Linked DNA regions of Homo sapiens: region 2 is linked to region 1. A link is a contact called in ENCODE Hi-C or POLR2A ChIA-PET data. All regions are on one chromosome and are shown on one strand. The core of a region is the stretch at or near the end of the contact, and the rest is flanking DNA. Distances in the headings are between cores, read along the strand shown.

What was found. A loop is a pair of places that touch in the nucleus more often than their neighbours do. ChIA-PET counts read pairs that join two places held with the same protein, here RNA polymerase II (POLR2A). Pooled maps may share reads with other maps.
Region 2: a loop to region 1 is called in a pooled map, with 5 times the contacts of the local background. The contact joins the promoter of COA7 here to the promoter of CZIB in region 1. A Hi-C loop is called at or near these places in 1 of 168 maps with a recorded cell type or tissue (PC-9), 1 of 37 single-sample maps with no recorded cell type and 11 of 50 pooled maps. POLR2A ChIA-PET finds 5 or more read pairs at or near these places in 5 of 52 experiments (AG04449, B cell, H1 and 2 more).

Annotation. Positions count from the first base shown.
Region 1 is chr1:53,217,501-53,223,170 of GRCh38, forward strand. It overlaps CZIB (CXXC motif containing zinc binding protein), which reads right to left and starts at 3,134. Exons shown (of 8, transcript NM_017887.3): 1 at 3,070-3,134; 2 at 2,761-2,844; 3 at 1,367-1,423; 4 at 914-995; 5 at 672-703. The coding sequence starts at 3,075. CZIB-DT (CZIB divergent transcript) reads left to right here and starts at 2,860. Exons shown (of 1, transcript NR_185918.1): 1 at 2,860-5,670. RefSeq lists an enhancer at 2,535-3,036 and silencers at 2,906-3,275, 3,406-3,465.
Region 2 is chr1:52,695,698-52,701,031 of GRCh38, forward strand. COA7 (cytochrome c oxidase assembly factor 7) reads right to left here and starts at 2,650. Exons shown (of 3, transcript NM_023077.3): 1 at 2,524-2,650. The coding sequence starts at 2,629. RefSeq lists a silencer at 2,630-2,769 and an enhancer at 2,820-2,879.

The DNA of each region.
Region 1 (5,670 bases), core at 1,884-4,383:
CATCCTGTCATTCACTGTAAAGTAATTTCCTGCACACTGACCACATCTCTGGCACTGGTAAGGCACTTCTCTGTTAGGGCCCTAGTTCGATTCTTGTTTTTTGTATTTTCCACTAGATTATTATGTACGTGAAGGCGAGTCCTCATTTAATTTCTCTTTAACTTCAGGACAAAGCCAAGAATTTGGCACAACTCAAGATACTTTAAATAAATACCAAATAAGGAATAGGTGAATACATATAACTGGCTTTCTTTAAACAAACAGATCCAAAGCACACCCTCCCTCACCTTTGGGCTAACTTGTTAACACTGATGATATAAAGGATGGGATGCACCAAACGACTACCCCACCCATGGTTTCAGAGAAAGCTTGCTAGTCCCCTAAAATGAAGACAAGGCAAGTGCTCTCAGTGATGCAAACTGAACAGCTAGGTTGTGTCAGAGGTCCCCTGAGCTCTCACAGCCCAGCCCTCATAAGAAGGCACTGCAAGAGGCAATATACCAAGCACTCAGTGTACAGTGGATAAATGACTGAGTCAAAGAAGAACTAAGTTCATGAGTGAATGTCCTATGGCAGGTCACTCTGATGCAGGCATGACTCTAGAACCCAGACCTACTAACTCCAGTTAGGATTTAAGCCCACCATCCCTGCCACTACAGCAGCAAACTTACATTGTAAGGCTTGATGGTGCTGCTTAAAATCTCTGAAATAGAAAAGAGAACACAAAGTTGACTTGAGTCCATACCCTCGCCCCAGCCAGGTGCCCACATGTGGCCCTGAAAAAGATCACGCTGTACAGGTGTCGGCATCTTAGGCCTGACTCCACCCTCAGGTAACATGAGTCTACTTTCAGCCTGGTGCCAGGAAGCTGTGGGCCACCCTGGCAGAACTCAGTACGCACAGCCTGACCTACCGATGGAATTTTCTCTTGCACACAGCTTGCACTTCTGGACCATGGAAGCACTGCCACGGCCCCCCTTCAGTGCCACACTGTCCTGGCAAAAAGCAAACAGAACTTTCAGTCACATATGAATTAGATGTACAGTCCTGAGGAGATCGAGCCCACCATTTATTGTCCACTTAAAGAGACCAAGACCCAGAAAGGGTAACTTACTAGGACAAGACTCCTGGGAAGGCTTCCTGAGGAAAATAAAAAAAGGGCTTCCCCTTGATTTTGAACTCTGCCTCATACCTCAAAGATGCCTATTGAATCCAGTGCTGATCACACTGACACCTACCCTCCCAAACCACAAAAAGCAGGGAGCAAAGAACTGGAGAGATGAAGGCCAGTTTCCCCAAATCCCTGCCCAGAAGTGTATGTGTGTTTGTGAGTGTTTATGTTGGGGGTTGGGCGGGGAACAGTTACCATCAGCCGGATGTACTGCCACTTGTCCGAAATCTCACCACAGTTGCCACATTTCATCTTTGGGGAAAAAGAATGTTAGTAAAGCAGCTGGCTCTGCTGCACAGACACCAAGGAAAGGGTAAGAACAGTGGGAGGTGGGCAGGCTCATGATCTACCTTCTTGATGGCAATCTCACTTCATCCCTAACACCTGCCCCAACAAGGACAAAACTAGAACTATCTCTGGGCAAAGGATAGGTAAGGCTGTTTCCTATGCCGGCGTGCCCACCCTCCTCTATGAAGTGCTCAGTGTGGCCGGGGATTCAAGGCACCTGTGGTGCAGAAATGGTTTCAGCGGAGGTGAGGGGGGGGAATATGGAGAGATTTGTTAGAAGATACAAAATTACAGCTATATGGGAGGAATAAGTTCTAGTGTTCTATAGCACTGTAGGATGACTATAGCTGACAATAATATATAGTTTCAAATAGCTAGGATATTAAATGCTCCCAACACAAAGAAATGATACACGTTTGAGGTGAATATGCTAACTACCTTGATCTGATCACAATACATTACATTTATCGGAACATCACTATATACCCCATAAATATGTACAATTCTGTGTCAATTAAGAAAAAAAAAGAGAAATGGCCTCAGCAGGCCCCCGACCCACTCTGCTTGGTTAGCTTTATGTTCCCACAGGCCCTGTATGTCACTGGTATAAGCACTTATCACTCTATTGTTACTCTATTTTTCTGTCTCCTTCACTCGATTCCGCTTCTTCAAGCCAAAGAACAGATTCTCCCAAGTAAGCCCTGGTATTCAGGCTTCAAAATCCTGGGAAACAAAAGTAGTCCGGAGGCAGCTTCCCGAAAAACAGGGCTTTTGAGAGGTACAGAAGGATGCTGGGATTTTTGACCAGGAGTAAAACAGAGCAGAAGCTCTGGGATCTGGAAGAGTGAAGAGCCTCGAACTGCTGGGGAAGGGGAGGCCTCTGTAGACCATGCCACTAGGGTACCAGCTTTACCAGTGTGGGAGGGCTAAGGAAGGGTGGATTACGCACAAAATTAAACTATTTCACAATAAAGAAAACCAAATCAATAAACGAAAGGCGAACTATTCACCTTATTAAATAATCACAAGCGTCCCTTCAAGTAGCATTTCGTTTAGTGTCCATTTACAGACCACGAAATATTTAACACAGGGAAGAACTACAAAATGAAGCTTTCCAAGACTGCCAATTAGAGATAAACCAATACACTTTAATAGAAAGCAAACGTAAAATTCTAACTAGGAAAACCCCGAACACTTAATGTGCCTGGTTAAATATTTTCTCATACTGCCGGAGAGAAGGCTCCGGTTCAGCACTGAGATCAGGACGGGCCTCCTCTCCCCGGGCCCCGCCCCGGCCGCACCTTCAGGTACCACCGGAAGTCCTCGCCCACGGGCCGGAGGTTGGTGATGTTCTCCAGCGTGGCTTTGAGTTGCAGCGCGATTTTCTGAGGGGGAGGGCCAGAGCGACTGCGTCAGCCGTGCCTGCGCAGCCCCACGCCTGCCCGACCCTCCCGCATTCCCAGCCGTGGGTGCCACAGGGAGACACTCCTTCTGCCTCCTGCTCCTTCAGCGCGCACCCACTCGCTTCATCTCCTCCTGGCGCGAGCTGTTGCCTCCCAGACCCTCGCCACCTCCCCTCCGTGTCCCCGCGGCGGGCGGCCTCCCCTCACCCCCATGGTAGCCCTCTCCGCCCGGTGCTGGCTGCGGCCCTTGCCGTTGCTTTCCGGCGCGTCGTAAAAGGCGGGTGCCGTCTGCGCACCCTCAGTAGGGCGGGGCCGGGGCCGGGCCGCGGGGCAGGGACTTCTGCGCGCCGCTGCTCGCCTGGCCCACTGGGCTTTTCGCATCTGGGGATCTGGGGCCAGTGGAGGTCAGCCAGGTCCGCGAGCAACCTGTGCTCAGGCCAGCGGAAGCCTGACTCCAGGATTCGGTGGTGCCACAGACAGTTACTGAACGCCAATTTTGTGCCTGCTTTAAGCGAACAGGACAGTTCCTGACCCTCAGTTCTTTCCAGGCTCTTCACTACTCTGCCTGCCCTGGAACTTCTCAGATCACGTCAGCTCCCTCTGCCCAGGGGAAAAGCTACAAAAGGAAGAGTTCCAAGACTGCCAAATAAAGATAAACCAATACGCTTTAAAAAGTAGAATGTATTGGTTTATCAGATTTGGGGATGATGCCTTTCTTCAAACTGCCCTTTCCTGTTTCACCCAAGAGACCTGGTTTCTAGGCCCTTCTCCAGAGTTTGCCCTGTGTCCACATCCTTCTCACTGTGGTCCTTGCGACTGGACATTCCCCTTCAGCTGGCTCTTTTTTGGGAGCCCACCTGGCTTATCCTTCTCTCATAACGTTTATTGAACTTTATTTTACCTGGCCTCCTGTCCAGGCTACATCTGAGACCATGCAGGAGCTGTGGAGATTAACGGTAAAAGGAACAGCACATTCAAGACTCTTCTAGGAGGTGGGGCAAGATAGCCAAATAGAACCCTCCAGTGATCCTCCTCCTCCTCTTCCCTGGCAGGAACACCAAACTGAACAACTATCCACACAAGAAAGCACCTTCATGAGAACCAAAACTCAGGTAGCAATCACAGTAGCTGGTTGTAACGTCACATCAAGATATAAGGCAATGGCTGGGTGCGGTGGCTCACACCTGTAATCCCAGTGCTTTGGGAGGCTGAGGCGGGCAGACCACCTGAGGTCAGGAGTTTGAGACCTAGCTGGCCAACATAGTGAAACCCTGTCTCTACTAAAAATACAAAAATCAGCCGAGTATGGCAGTGCACACCTGTAGTCCCAGCTACTCCGGAGGCTAAGGCAGGAGAATTGTTTGAACCCGGGAGGTGGAGGTTGTAGTGAGCTGAGATCATGCCATTGCACTCTAGCCTGGGTGACAGAGTGAGACTCTATCTCATAAAAGAAGAAAAAAAAAGGAACAAGGCAATGAAGAGGGTAGGAAAGACAGTCTTGAATTGCTACCACCACCCCTCCCTCATCCTCTGGCAGCACCTGGCTGCCTGGCATAGAGAGAGAATCTGTGTGCTTATGGGACTTTGCATTGGAACTGAGTTTTGCCCTGTCACAGTGGAAAGCAACTCAGGGCAGAATTCAGCTAGTGCCCACAGAGGAAGCACTTAGAGAAACCCTAGCCAGAGGGGAATCATCCATCCCAGTGGTCAGGTTCTGGCGAGCCCCACCACCACTGGCTAAAGTGCTTCAGGGTCCTAAATAAATTCGAAAGGCAGTCTAGGCCACAAAGACTGCAATTCCTGGGCAAGTCCTGGTGCTGTGCTGAGCTCAGAGCCCGTGGACTTGGGGTGCACACAGCCTAGTGAGATACCAGTTGGGGAGCCAAAGGAGTGTTTATGTCACCAGTCCCCCAACCCCAGGCAGCACAGCTCACGGCTCCAGGAGAGACTCCTTTCCCTTAGAGGAAAGGAGAGGGGAAAGTAAAGAGGACTTTGTCTTACAGCTTGGATACCATCCCAGCCACAGTAGAATAAAACACCACGCAGAGTCCCGAAGCCCCCTTGCCAGGCTCTATCTCCCAGATATTTCTAGAGCTACCATGGGCCAGAAGGGAACCCGCTGCTTTGAAGGAAAGGACCCAGTCCTGGCAGGATTCATCACCTGCTGACTAAAGAGCTGTTGGGCCTTGAATAAACATTTGTAATAGCCACAGTACTGGGTGAGGCCCAGTACTGTGCTGCCTTCAGGTGTGACCCAGTGCCTTCCCAGTAATGGTTGCCACAGGGAGAGACTCCTTCTGCTTAAGGAAAAGAGAGGAAAGAGTTAAAAAGGAGTTGGTCTTGCAACTTGGGTACCAGCTCAGCCACAGTAAAATAAAGCACCAAGTAGGTTTCTAAAGCCCGGACTCCATGCCCTAGCTCCTGGACAGCATTTCTAAACCCACCCTGGGCCAGAAGGGAACCTGCCACCCCAAAGGGTAAGACACAAGCCTGGCTGGATTCACCACCTGCTGACTAAAGAGCCTTTGGGCTTTGAATAAACATCAGCAATAACCAGGCAATAGTCACCATGGGCCTTGGGCAAGACCCACTACTGTGCTGGCTTCAGGTTTGACACAGCACAGTTCCAGCAGTGGTGGCCACAGGGGTGCTTGTGTCACTCCTCTCCCAACTCCAGGCAGCTCAGCATGGAGAGAGAGACTCCATTTATTTGGGAGAAAGTAAGGGAAGATAACAAGAGACTCTGCCTGGTAATCCAGGGAATTCTCTCGGATCTTACCCAAGACCATCAAGGCAGTACCTCTGAGT
Region 2 (5,334 bases), core at 1,400-3,899, 520 kb before region 1:
AGTAAAGTGCAAAGAGAGGGACAGGTTAGAAGGCGACTTCAGTTATCCAGGTAAGAAAGTGGGACATGCAAGGAACTACTACACCAGTCGCTACGGTAACTATAGCCTCTTCTCAGGTCTCGTAAAGTGCTGCAGCCAGTCCTTTTGATATATCCACCCTTCCCAATTCCAAGAACTTGCTTCTCAGACATGTTTTGCTCTCCATTGCCTACAGAGCAAAGTCTATATTCCTTACCCTGGCATTCAAGCCCTGACATACTGTGGGCCAGACTCCCGCTTCAAACGTACTAAATCCTGACTTCAACCTTCCAAAAGATAGCACTTTCTTCTCCCACCCTCTCCTCCATTTAATCAACACTTGCCCAGCCCTCCAGACCTCCCCTCAAAGTCTTCCCTAACCACCCTGTTCCTTAGTGACCCCAATTCCTCTAAGTTCTTTCTATACTTAGGACATGGACCAGCTCTCAAAGAACAACCCCAGGTTCTTTTTTTTGAGACGTTGTTTCACTCTTGTTGCCCAGGCTGGAGTGTGATGGCGCGATCTCAGCTCACTGCAACCTCCGCCTCCCAGGTTCAAGCCATTCTCCTGTCTCAGCCTCCCGAGTAGCTGGGATTACAGGCGCATGCCACCACGTCCGGCTAATTTTTGTATTTTTAGTAGAGACAGTTTAATCATATTGGTCAGGCTGGTCTTGAACTCCTGTCCTCAGGTGATCTGCCCACCTCAGCCTCCCAAAGTGCTGGGATTACAGGCGTGAGCCACTGTGCCCGGCCCAACCCCAGGTTCTTTTCAAGCCATCATACTGCAGAGCAACTCTGTGTCATGACTATGTTATGATATGTATATGGTTGTGTTATGGTCTATGTTACGGATTAGCCTCAAGGAATAGCTATGTCATTTCTGCAAACTAAACTGACTAAACTGCAAGCTATTAGAAGGTAGGGCCAGTGCCACTTTTTTTCTTTTCTTTTTTTTTTTAGTAGTGACAGGGTTTCATCATATTGCCCAGGCTGGTCTTGAACTCCTGGCCTCAAGTGATCCTCCCACCTCACCTCAGCCTCCCAAAGAGCTAGGATTACAGGCTTGTGCCACCACACCAGTCCTTTATTTGAAAGAAAAAAAAAAAAAAGGCTGGGCACGGTGGCTCACACCTGTAATCCCAGCACTTTGGGAGGCCAAGGCAGATGGATTGCTTGAGGTCAGGAGTTCGAGACCAGCCTGGCCAACATGGTGAAACCCTGTCTCTACGAAAATACAAAAATTAGCCAGGCCTGGTGGTGGGTGCCTGTAATCCCAGCTACTCGGGAGGCTGAGGCAGGAGAATTGCTTTAACCCAGGAGGCAAAGGTTGCAGTGAGCTGAGATCGAGCCATTGTACTCCAGCCTGGGTGACAGAGTGAGACTCAGTCTCAAAAAAACAAAAAAATTAAAAAGTAGGCAGTGTGCAGTGGTTCATGCCTGTAATCAAAGGCGGGAGGATCACTTGAGCCCAGGAGTTGCGACCAGCCTGGACAACGTAGTGACATACTATCTCAAAAAAGAAAGAAAATACAAAAAATAAAAATAAAGCAAGAAGAAGAAAACCACCCAAAGGTATTAGCTGCTCTGGGTGGACCCCTCTGGTCACCACCATCCACCTATACTCTTAAGTCAATTCAATGTTCACACAACACACAGGACACATTTGTGATTCAGGGCGTCTTCGCCAGCTGTTACCTATGGTAAGAACTGCATGGTTCACTCCCTTACCTTCTTCAAGGCTTTATTCAATTGCCACTTTCTCAGTGATCTTCCCTGATCACTCAATTTAAAACTGCCCTCCTGCCCTCCTGACACCCTTCACCCAGTCTTTTTTCCACGGCACTTACTACTTTCTTTTTATTTATTTTTTTTGAGACGGAGTCTCGCTCTGTCGCCCAGGCTGGAGTGCAGTGGCGCGATCTCTGCTCACTGCAAGCTCCGCCTCCCGGGTTCACACCACTCTCCTGCCTCAGCCTCCCGAGTAGCTGGGAATACAGGCGCCTGCCACCACGCCCGGCTAATTTTTTGTATTTTTAGTAGAGACAGGGTTTCACCGTGTTAGCCAGGATGGTTTCGATCTCCTGACCTCGTGATCCACCCGCCTCAGCCTCCCAAAGTGCTGGGATTATAGGCGTGAGCCACGGCTCCCGGCCGGTACTTACTACTTTCGAACACGATTTCATGAATTACCTGAGGCTTATTGCCCGACTCCCCGCACTAGCTTGGAAGCTCCACGAGGGCAGGGAGTTTCATCTGTTCACCGATGGATCCCCAGTCCCTAACCCAAAAGCCCCAGCACGTCTCTTCCTACCCGCCCCGGCCTCCTGGCTCGGTCTTCCCGGGACACATCGCCCTTCCCAACACACGCGGTCACCGCGATCCACAGACCCCGTCCCCCGCCCGCCACGTGATTCCTTCTCCAGCCTCTCAGAGGTCGCAGACCAGACCTCTCCGGGCACGTCCCTCCCCGACGCGTCGCCGGGCTGCGCTGGAGCCGCTCACCGTCCGGGTCCTTCTCGTGGTAGCAGTGGTAGTTGCACTCCACCTCCATGTTCTCCAAAAAGGACTTGACCTGCTCCTCATCCTGGAAGTCCACCATGCCGGCCATGGTTCGCGCCGGCCCAAAGACGGTCACGTGAGCCGGCGGAGGGGGCGGGGCGGGGCGTGGGGCTGACGCCGACGCCAACCGCGGCGCTCTCCCGGGATCCCGGGGCGAGCCAAGCGAGCCTGTGCTTCCCAGCAGCCATCGCGCCGTTAAGGGCGCTGGCAGCCACGCTTCCAGGGCTACCGCCTTCCTGAAACTGGGGGCTGTCTCTCTGCAGCACCTTACCTATGCTCGCTTTGTAGCCTTAGTGATTTTCCACCTGCAGTCATTTATCTATGTATAATCCCTAAGCGCCTACTGTGTGCCTCACCAGTGCATTGTTCTAGGGATATGACAGCTAGGAATATGGTCCCTGCCTTCAAAGAACTTGGAGTTCAATAGGAAGACATTCGCTTATCCATTCAGCAAGCATTTAGAGGAGCTTCTATATGTGCCAGGTGTAGCTGGACAAAGTGCAGTGAGCAGTCTGATTCATCTGTCTTCTTCCCAGACCTGTCTTGGCCACCAACATGAATTACCTAAGCAATGAATGGCTATGGGAGATGTTGACTGGCACACAGTAGCAGTGAAGGGTGTAGCAACGTCACTGTTATAACACCTAGTACTCAAACAGTGCTGAACTTTGTTCCAGGCTCTAAATGCTTTATATGAATTAACTCATTTAATTCTCATTATATATCATGTCACTGTAAAAACACTCACAGTGACACTGTGGGTAGGTATTATTATTATCCCCATTCTACAGATAAGAAAACTAAAGTACAGAGAAATTAAGTAGTTTGTCCAAGGTCACACAGTAAGTGAGGGAGTTGGTATGCAATAATAATTTTTTTTAAAAAAATAAAAGAATGAATGAGGCCGGGCGCGGTGGTTCACGCCTGTAATCCCAGCACTTTGGGAGGCCGAGGTGGGTGGATCACCTGAGGTCAAGAGTTCGAGACCAGCCTGGCCAACCTGGTGAAACTCTGTCTCTACTAACAATACAAAATTAGCAGGGGTCTCTACTAAAAATACAAAATTACAGGGAGCACACCTGTAATCCTAGCTCTTTGGGAGGCTCAGGCAGGAGAATTGCTTTAACCTGGGAGGTGGAGGTTGCAGTGAGCCGAAATTGTGCCATTGCATTCCAGCCTGGGCGACAAGAGCGAAAAAGAATGAATGAGGTAGAAAAGGAACATGTCAAGGAGATGGGGAGGAGGAGAGGAAATTTACCTACATTTTGCTTTGTTTTCCTGCTCCTGTTCCTGCTAAGAATCATCAGTTCCATAAAGCTTAGATGGAAAGTTCTCCTAAGACAGCCACTTCCTATTCGTCTTTTTTTTTTTTTTTTTTGAGACGGAGTTTCGTTCTTGTTGCCCAGGCTGAAGTGCAATAGCGCGGTCTCAGCTTACTGCAACCTCCGCCTCCCAGGTTCAAGCGATTCTCTTGCCTCAGCCTCCCGAGTAGCTGGGCTTACAGGTGCCCACCACCACGCCCGGCTAATTTTTTTTGTATTTTTAGTAGAGACAGGGTTTCACTATATTGGCCAGGCTGGTCTTGAACTCCTGACCTCAGGTGGTCCGCTGGCCTCGGCCTCCCAAAGTGCTGGGATTACAGGCGTGAGCCACCACACCCGGCTGACTTCCCATTCATCTTTGAATTCCATCCAGCCCTACTTTTGAATTCTCAATGGAGCTAAATCCATGGCTTCCCATCGCCTATAACAATGCTTTCCAAATGGCTCCATTATTAAGCTATCCCCAATGGCAGCAAAGAATGGACTATTTCCAACCACTTATTTATTGGAAGGCAGCCAATAATGTCTGAAATCCCAGTTTTATTTTTTAAATTCATAGGATTTTACATTCATTTCCCCATAATACATCTTTCATAGGATAACAGAAGATTGCCTTTTCTCCCCCAAGCCTTTGAGTAAAATTGACATTCCAGGCAATATACCACATTTACCTGTGGTTTCTTATACCCTGATCACCTTAGGGGACTCCTCAGTACACATGGCCCAGGATGGGAATCCTTGAACTTTGGTTTGAGGTCATCTTCTTTAGGATGGCCTTCAAGACCCTGTGCAATCTGATTCTAGCCTTATTTTCTGCCTCTCTTCCCCCACATCCCACCAACCTTCTGTTCTCTGAATAGATCCCAAGTTTGTGTCCCTGTTTACCTCTGCTCTTGATGCCTGGACCACCCTTTTTGACACAAATCGGAAATACTCTCCTATGTAAAGTCTTCCCAGACACAACAATTACACACATTCAAATTAGATTTAGATGCTCCCATTTTGGTGTTCCACACCACTTGGTTTATTCTGGTATAGTGTAGTAGGAAAGAAAGAACTGGCTTTGGAGTGGGGACAGATCTTAGTTCAGAATCCATGTTCCATGTTTATTAAATTGTAACCTTAAACCAATCATGTTTGTGAGTCTGAATCCTCTTCTGTAAATGCAGATCCATTTGTAATGGCTGTCAGAAGGACTACAAGTTCATGTATGCAATGTGCTTGGCAGAGCGCCTGGCTCAAAGTCATTCCTGTTCCAGGAATGTTTCTTGTCATGCCAATAATGGCATGAAAGTCTGTGTTCCCCACCAGACTGTGACCTCTGTGTCCTGTATGCTGGTCACAGGGCCAAGAATAGAATAGGGCTTGATGATAGAATAGAGCAGGGTGATGTCGATTACTAAAATCTGGGAATGTTTCCCTTTATTTTCTG